Regions from separate parts of the Homo sapiens genome. Here region 2 is linked to region 1. The links are chromatin loops, found by intact Hi-C in ENCODE. Cell type or tissue: right lobe of liver. All regions are shown on one strand. Each heading gives the region's core, and the rest is flanking DNA. Links, peaks and the distances in the headings are about the cores only.

The links. Peaks named below come from ENCODE experiments on the same cell type or tissue, not always from the same donor. Only the 100,000 strongest peaks of a DNase experiment are listed, where the experiment ranks them.
Region 2: a loop joins it to region 1, with 5 times the contacts of the local background. A loop is called at or near these places in 3 of 110 quality-filtered maps.

The regions. Positions count from the first base shown.
Region 1 is chr22:45,665,273-45,669,673 of GRCh38, reverse strand. No RefSeq gene overlaps it. Among named protein-coding and RNA genes, the nearest start is that of ATXN10, 4.4 kb to the left of the region's middle. In right lobe of liver, for the core only: no CTCF peak of the experiment used is centred there; no DNase peak of the experiment used is centred there; H3K4me3 peaks cover 301 bases; H3K27ac peaks cover 372 bases.
Region 2 is chr22:45,783,977-45,788,377 of GRCh38, reverse strand. The region is part of intron 9 of ATXN10 (ataxin 10); the gene reads right to left. Among named protein-coding and RNA genes, the nearest start is that of MIR4762, 26 kb to the right of the region's middle. RefSeq lists a silencer at 2,621-2,670. In right lobe of liver, for the core only: no CTCF peak of the experiment used is centred there; a DNase peak (open chromatin) is centred at 2,707; H3K27ac peaks cover 1,184 bases.

The DNA of each region.
Region 1 (4,401 bases), core at 126-4,125:
TCAGAGTAAAAGCCAAGTTCTTCCAATAGAAAAGCCCCTAAATGACCTGCCTCCTCCTTCGCCATCACCTCCAGCCCCTGTGGGCTCTAATCACATCTACTAGCCTCTTCCTCTTCCATTGTGCTTCAGCCATACTGACCTCCTTATTGTCCTCTGTCTATTTAAAAGGAATAAGCTGAGGTAAAATCAATATAAAGAGTTTATTTGGGCCAACGTGAGCATTGCAGTCCAGGACACACATCCAAGTTGCCTTGGGGAGTGCTCTGGAGAACGAAAGAGAAGCTCAACTTTTTAAAGAAAAAAGGACGAATCAGGAGAGAGGGTGATTTAAAAGGTTGTTTGTCATGAATTCTCATTGGTTTAAGAAATAATGTTGGTTAATGATTGGCTGTACAATGTTGAACTATAGATTGTATGCCATTGTGTAGCTAGTTGACATCAGTTCGTCTAGAGGCCAAATAGAATGTGGCTTCAAGAGGTAATTAGGCCAGGCATGGTGGCTCATGCCTGTAGTCTCAGTGCTTTGGGTGGCTGAGGCAGGAGGATTGCTTGAGCCCAGGAGTCTGAGACCAGCCTGCACAACATAGTGTGAGACCCCCCATCTCTACGAAAAAATTTTTAAAAAATTAGGCATGGTGGTACATGGCAATAGTCCCAGCTACTCCAGAGGCTGAAATGGGAGGATTCATTGAGCCTAGGAGTTGAAGGCCTCAGTGAGCTATTACCACACCACTGCAGTCCAGCCTGGGTAATAGAGAGAGACCCTGTCTTTAAAAAATAGTAATAATTCCTTTTGAAAAGAGGTAAGTATTCAGCTCAAGGAGGAGAGACATGATTGGTGTTTCATTCCAATGCTTCTCTAGGCCCGATCATTTAAAGGAGATCATATTCCTCAGATAAAGTTTTGTTTTTCCTTTTTTTTTTTTAAATCCCATAACTCCACCAGGAAAAGAACTCTCCTGCCTTAGGAGTTTGTATATGCTGGTGTTTTTGTTTTTGTTTTTGTATAGAACAACTCCTCACAAACATCTCCATGACTTGCTTCCTTATTTCCTTCAACTACCTGTTCAAATGATCTTTTAACAACCTTCCTGATCAATCTATTTAAAATTGTAACAGGCTACCCAAATTCCTGATCCCCAGGAATTTTCCGCATAGCACTTAATACTTGATATATAACTTACTTTTCTATTTTGTTTATTGTTGCTTATCTATTTCACTTACTACTAGAATGTAAGCTCTACAAGGGTAGAGATTTTTGTCTCTTTTGGTTATTTTTGTATCTCCAGCCCAGCACCTAGAAAAAGACCTACTATGTGGTAATTGCTCAATAAAAGTTGAATTAATGAACAAAGAATCTTTTTAACTATATCAGCAGAGGCCGGACGCGGTGGCTCATGCCTGCTTACGGTTGTAATCCCAGCACTTTGGGAGGCGGAGGCAGGCAGATCGCCTGAGGTCAGCAGTTTGAGACCAGCCTGGCCAACATGGTGAAACCCCCATCTCTACTAAAAATACAGAAAAAAATTAGCCAGGCATGGTGGCAGGCACCTGTAATCCCAGCTACTCAGGACGCTGAGGCAGGAGAATCACTTGAGCCTGGGAGGCAGAGGTTGCAGTGAGCTGAGAGCACGCCATTACACTCCAGCCTGGGTGACAGAGCAAGACTCCATCTCTAAATAAATAAATAAATAAATATACATATATATATATATATATATATATATCTGCAGAAAGGAGAAAGGAGATAGCATGCCTCTAGAAGAAGTGCAATAATCCAAAAAGTACAGAAAAGGAGGCTGATGGAAAAAGAAGAAAAATTATAAGGGAAAAGATTAAAACAGAGAGATTAACAGGACAGACAAAAAGTAGAAATACGCATAAGAGAAACGAAAGGAAATTAAACTGGTCAAACAGTGGATGTTATTGACTGCCCAAAATCGACTAGAGGATTTCAACCTTGACTGAATTGACAGAACCAAGTTAATATTTCACTAGGGCTAAATGACATTGTTAATGTTATATAGCTGTTTGACTTAGACAAACCAGATGAACATGCCACCATGTTGATGTACGTGAATTCGACTTCAAATGAAATTTGTGATATAAATTTGTACCTTGAGCCCACTGCAGAAGAATTGAATCAGCAATGACTCAGTAATCAAGAAGGAAGTAAATACAAAGAAAAGAAAAGGAAGGAAGGCAAAAAAGAAAATCAGAGAAGAAAGTAGATGAGGTGCAAGGCAAAAACAGATTTGGACCAAAGTGCATATGATTTTGGCAAGGAAAAGAAAGAGGAAGTAAGTGAATACTGGTAAAGAGAATAGAAGATGAGGCCGGGTGCGGTGGCTCACACCTGTAATCCCAGCACTTTCGGAGGCCAGGGCGGGTGGATCATGAGGTCAGGAGATCGAGACCATCCTGGCTAACAAGGTGAAACCCGTCTTTACTAAAAATACAAAAAATTAGCCAGGCATGGTGGTGGGCACCTGTAGTCCCAGCTACTCGGGAGGCTGAGGCAGGAGAACGGTGTGTACCTGGGAGGCGGAGCTTGCAGTGAGCTGAGATCACACCACTGCACTCCAGCCTGGACAACAGAGCGAGACTCTGTCTCAAAAAAAAAAAAAAAAAAAGAGAGACTGAGTAGAAGATAAGTGACAAGTGGATAGAAAAATGTGTGCTTCTGCTGGCTTTTCTGTTGGAAACATCCTTCTTAGCATCTCTGCCTACGATGCTCTTGCTAGAAAGCTTTTGTCATATATCACCAACTCCACAAGATCTCATGTGTTCTTCAGAAGAATCTCTGGTCAGCCTGTGCCTCTCTTTTGGCACTGACTTTCCATAGTCAGCCTGTGCTATAGATGTGTGTTTATGCCCTCCTCTTCCACATCTGAGGTCCCTCAAGGCAGGGATTTTCTCATCTTCATCCCAGCCCTGTGCTTAGAAGCAATGCTATCAATATCTGTTGAATGGAAAACTCTGGAGATTGAGAAAAAGGAGAAAAAAATAACAGAGTAGTGTACTTGTTCAGAGCAGGGATTGGCACACTATCACCTATGAGCCAAACTCTTCCCGCCACCTATTTTCGTAAATAAAATTGTGTTAGAAACTGTCATAGTCATTCATTTACATATTCTCTGTGGCTATTTTGGCACTAAAGTGGCAGAATTGACTTGTTGCTACAGAGACTGTATGGCCTCCAAAGCCTAAAATATTAACTATATGGTTCTTTTTAGAAAAGGTTTGCCAACTTCTGGTAAAGAACATGAGCTCTGGAGTCAGACAGACCTGGGTGATGTGAATCCCTCTTTTATCTCTTAGCACCTGAACTTGGACAAGTAACCATCTCTTTAAGCCTTTTTTTTTTCATTTGTAAAATGGAATAGTAATAGCACCTATTTAATTAAATTGTTGGGAAGATTTGATGATAGTCAATTCAGAGTCTGTCATATATTTAGCTTAGTTCAATACGTGTTAACAGCGAACTGTGTGGTGTAAAAGTGAGAAAGTAGAAAGAACGAAGTGGGCAAGGAGATCAAAAGCTGTTAGGTAGTTGGGCAAATGAGAAACAGTAGGAAACACGTAGGAAATCGTGAGTACGGTCAAGATATAATTGGTAATAAGTGACTGACAATAGACTACCGGTATTTGAGGTGATGATTCTGATGTTAGTAATAGTTGCCTTGTGGGGATCAATTATTTTTATGTAATTTGTAAAGTTATTAAGCTATTCCTTATGATTGTTACCAATCCATTTTACATTTTATTTTTCATATTTCAATTTAACCAGAAGATTTGAGCATCTATCATGGACTATATTAGAACCTAGTCTTATGAAGATGAATAATATAATACCTTAGTCATGAATAACCTCTGAGTCTATTAAAGGAAAACAGAAATATATACTGATAAGATAGCATAATAAATCATGTCAGAAAAAAGATGTATAAAGAGCTAAGAAGCTGGAGAGATGAAGAAATACAACTAGAGAAACCATGTAAGCTGAATCTTAAATAATTGTATGAGCACTAGACAAACAAAGGTGGAAATACATTCCAGAAAATGAAGCACCAAAATATAGCCTCAAACCAGCTGACTTTATATATGGTTCTACCAAACATGGAGAAAAGATGTAATCCCTGCCTTATACAAGAAGCTTCATAAAACAGAAAAAGCTTCACTTCTGGTAATGTCACGCCAAGTTATTTAAAGCTATCCTCTGAATGAGAAAAACTTTTATTTTAAACCCAAATGAAATATTTCAAAAACCTCTTTGTCACCTGGTTGATCCAAGGAACCAAAACACCTGAATTGGGATTAAGACAGACCCAGAATGGTGGCACATTTAGACACATGACAGAAGCAAATGAAAACCATCTTTGGAAGAATGTGCCATCCTAA
Region 2 (4,401 bases), core at 287-4,286, 120 kb before region 1:
CTAAGAGTCTGGTTGAAATGGATGTGTGGTGGGATCATTTACTGGGAGGGCAAAGAAAAGATCTGGGGATGCGGGACTCAAGGGCACAGTTTGGGCATATTTCGCGGGAGGCACTTAGAGACGAGACACCTAAGTAAACATTACCAGTTATATATTATCCATCTCTTATACATTGAAAATGTGAGCAGTTATGTCCCCTAGTGTGGAGCCCCAGGGACATGTCTGGGCTCAACAGGCATTCTGCTGTCATCTGCATACAAATGGCCCTTAAATCTTGGGCACTGGAAATCTCCTAAAGCGGGTAGATGGAGACAGCAAAGGGCTCAGGACATAAAGGTCTCAGGAGAGAAATCCTGGTGCTCCTTGTATAACCTTGGGATCAGCACCAAGTATTACTCAACCAAAAGATTTGAGTAATCCCACACTAAATATTGTAGGCAAATGTAAACACTCATTCCTGATAGATTAATTTGTAAATGATATGAATATTTTTGTTCCTGGAAAAAGATCATCAGTAACTGAAATTGCACAAGATTTTCTTTAAAAGTTACAGTGATCATCAAATTATTTGCCCGCTGATTGTTTTTCAGGGTAACTTCTTTCAGAAATGTATTTCCAAACTGCGGGCTGTGAAATATGCAAATGTCCTACTGTGTTCTGTTAAAATTATACAGGAATAACACACAGACAAACATATAGACCTCACTAAACTGAATTAAATTATTTTAATTCCAACTGACTATTCTGTCCAAAGCTGGGATATGGGAAGAGCCACCAAAGTATTGATGAGAACGTTCAACTCAAGACGACTGGACAGCATTCCTTCCCATACAGTAAGTCTACTGAGTACCGAAGGTCAAAAGAAGCAAATGCCAGGCTTGGGAACTGGAGGCTAGAAGGTGGGAAGGAAACTGCCAGGGCACTCGGCATTTCCTGGGCCCTCCTGTCTCCCTAGTGCCTTGAGGGAAAAGGGGCCAGGAGGCAGATCAAGACACAGCGGTAGACGGAAAAAGGTCCGAACTCCAGTTTTGGAGTCAATGAGAATTAGAGTCCATTTCAGCTAGAGGATCGTCACCCTCAAATCTCACTGCAGCCCAGCTGAACACTCTAGGGTCTGACCCTTCTTTCAGGAGCCAAGCCCCAACCCTGAGATGGGGACAGATCCTATCCATGAAAATTCTCTGTGTTTTTCAATGCACATATATTAAATACTTATACTTAATTTGTTAAAAAATGAAGATCATCTTTATATATACAGTATTTTAGATCTTTCCATACAATAAAAATTATTTGAAAATGTGATTTTCTAATAGTATATTCTATTCAGTCACTATAACCTACCATAATTTACTGAACATTTCAGGACATTTGCATCATGACTAAATTTTCACCAACAATGCAATGAGCATCCATATAGACAATTTTTTTTAACCTCATCACTGATTATTTCCTTTGGAGAAATTCCGAAAAGAATTACTGGACAAAAACAAAACAAAACCATCTTTGAGTGTCTTTGAGACATACTGTTAAAATGCCTCCCAGGAGGGTTCTCCCAATTCATACCACCCCTAGAACTGTCCGTGCTTCCCTTTTAATTACTGATGCTGCAGATTTTTAAAGTTGCTTTTTTGATAGGTAAAAAATGTTCTTTGGGGCTTTCCTTTGCCATAAAGGAAGGCTGAGCATTCCTCCAGCTGCCTACATTTTATAAATTAAGATTTTATGAGATAAAGGCATTTAATAGTACAAGTTTTGCTGACCAGCTGAGATGTGCCCGCAGCATTGCACTTGGAGTGGGTACGAGACCTAAGTAAGGAAGAACCAACAATCCTTCCGACCAGGGAGCAATGCCCTGGCAGGAAGGGTGATAAAGTGCGGGCTGCACTGGCGCCCAGCTTCGCACACAAGGACTGCACCACTGCACGGGGCCTCAGTGGCCACACGGGAACACAGTGAGGCCGAGAATGTCAGAGACTGCATCCCATAAACTAACCCTGCTCCCCATGACACCTCCAAAAAGAAAGGAATCCAGAGAGAATGATACTACAGTTCTATGGCAAAACTCAATAGGGTAAAGTAGTGAGTAGCATTCTCCAAGCTTTTGTGACAAAATAAAGATGCTTTTCAAGAATAGTAATGGCAGAGGCTCTTAAAGTACCCGGAAGTACAAAACACAATGTGATTAATACAAATATTCTCTGAGTTCAACTACCAAATTCCAGAAAAATTAGCAACTATCTTTTCTTTAGCAAACATTCACATCTGAATTTAGTGCAATTTTCTCATGAATTATTCAACTAGCAGATAAAATCTTTGTTTAAATAATGAATGAAATTAGCTGATTTTTAAGAAGCTAGCTATATTTCTGATTACAAGATGAAAAAAAAATTTGGTGAATGAATGTTGAATCACTGCATAGCTACAAAATTTGTCTGCTTTGTCCAAAACAACCAGAAACCTTAGAGCTAGATGTCAGAAAGGTATTTTCAACTGATTTGGAATGCAAAATATCTTCCCACGTTTGGTCCAGGAGGACGTGGCTCAGAGGCTGCCAAGTATACCCCTCCTGCAGGACGGTGCAGACCCCTTTGCACAGGACTGTCTCTGACTCTCAGCCTCGCGGCTTCCTCAGACTTCCACAGAACAAGAGGTAATGGCAAGAAGGCAGGGACAGGACCCAGGAGCACTGAGTTAAGCCTGGCGCTGCCACCTGCTCAGCCATGTGAACTTAGGTGAGTCATTCTGGCCTCATGAAAAACAGGCCAAAAAGCTCTACTGCAAACAGAAGGTGTCATTCTAGTAAACGGTAAGAAAACAGAACGTCTTACACAATACCTGGCTTCTAGAAAGTGCTCAATAAAATGCGAGAATTTAATATCATCTTTTATTTGTACTTCTACTTAGGGCATTTTTGTTGCATTCTTTATAAAGAACTTTAAACTAGCTGAATCATAAGAAAAAAAGTAGAAGCACAGTGTTAGTTTTCCATTACTGTCATTTCTTTAAGACAGTTTAATTAGGCAAAATGTCAAAAGCTGGCCAGTGAAGTATTTAAAGAGCTAGATGAAAGATCCCCATTTTTAAGCAGAAGCAGGAGAAAATATGAATCAAGAAGTGAATTTATCTCTAATGTACTTGAGTGCACATTACTTAAAACTCCACTCCATTTAGTAGCCTCCCGAAAGTACCACAAGACATGACTTGAGAGAGCAACAATACCAGAAAGGGATGGGTAAACCATGGCAGCAGCAGAGAAAACAAAGCAGCTCTGAAAAGCTGTTTCGGCACATCTGTGCTAACACGCACAGCTACATTTAGAACAAAAATAACCCATACAGCAAGTTTTTAAAAATATGCATTCTGCCTCTGCTACTTGGGGTGCAATCCCCACCCATAATGCATCATCTACAATGTCATACTTCAGTGCCTGAACAAACAGAATTCTGTCATGAACACATTCAGTCTTTAATTTTTAACTCATGGACAGAATCTCAATTGCTTGTTGTATTATGATAAGCTCCTTGCCATCAATAAATAATGCCCTGGAAACTGTTGATCAGCTTGCCCACGGTGTTTAAAAAATAAAAAAATAAAGGCTTGCTGGGAGCTCAAGTGTCCAGCCCGTGCTGGGAATCTGCCACACAGCAGCCCTCAGAATGACTATCTGGAATGTGTAAGAATAGCCATGAGGTCAATTTGGGCCCTGCTCTAAGCTGTGTGTCCTCTGGGCACAGGGAGGGGGTCGACAGGCGAGCCCACAGGAAGCCAGCCTCCTGTCCCTTCTCCCGTGCCTGCCATCCACACCTCCTGACAGCCTAGCACAGACCTCCAAGGCAAGACATGTGGAAGCCCCACTGTTACCTGAGGCAGACTGTGCAATGTGACACTCGGGGTGCAGATTACAATTAGGGGACTATGTCTTACGAATCAAGATCATATGTCTTAGAAGCTGTGTTAGCTCTGCTTGAAAATGGGAAATAGGCGAGGGAAAGGAAACGTGCCAAGTATCCTACTATATTACAAATCTCTTCCATGCAAATATTTGGTATTCCTAATGGTTTTGCAAGGTAGAAAATAATGTTCCAAGATGACAGATAAAGAAAATGAAATCTGTAAGGGTTAATTTGTTCACAGTCATGGAGCTTAATGAGTGGCAAAGCCCAGATCTGCCTAATTTAAAAATGTACATTTTTTTTTAAAAATTGTACCACACAAATTGCAGGTAACTATTTCTGGTTTTCAGAAAAGAGAGAATGGCTGAAATAATATTAAATGTGCTGGAAAACCTCAAAGTGTGCAAATGAAGAGTGATGAGGATTAAGAAGGGGAGAGGGAGGGCCAGTGACACAGACCTGGCCTGCTGTAGGACAGGGGACGGCCTGCAAAGCAGTCAGGGACAAA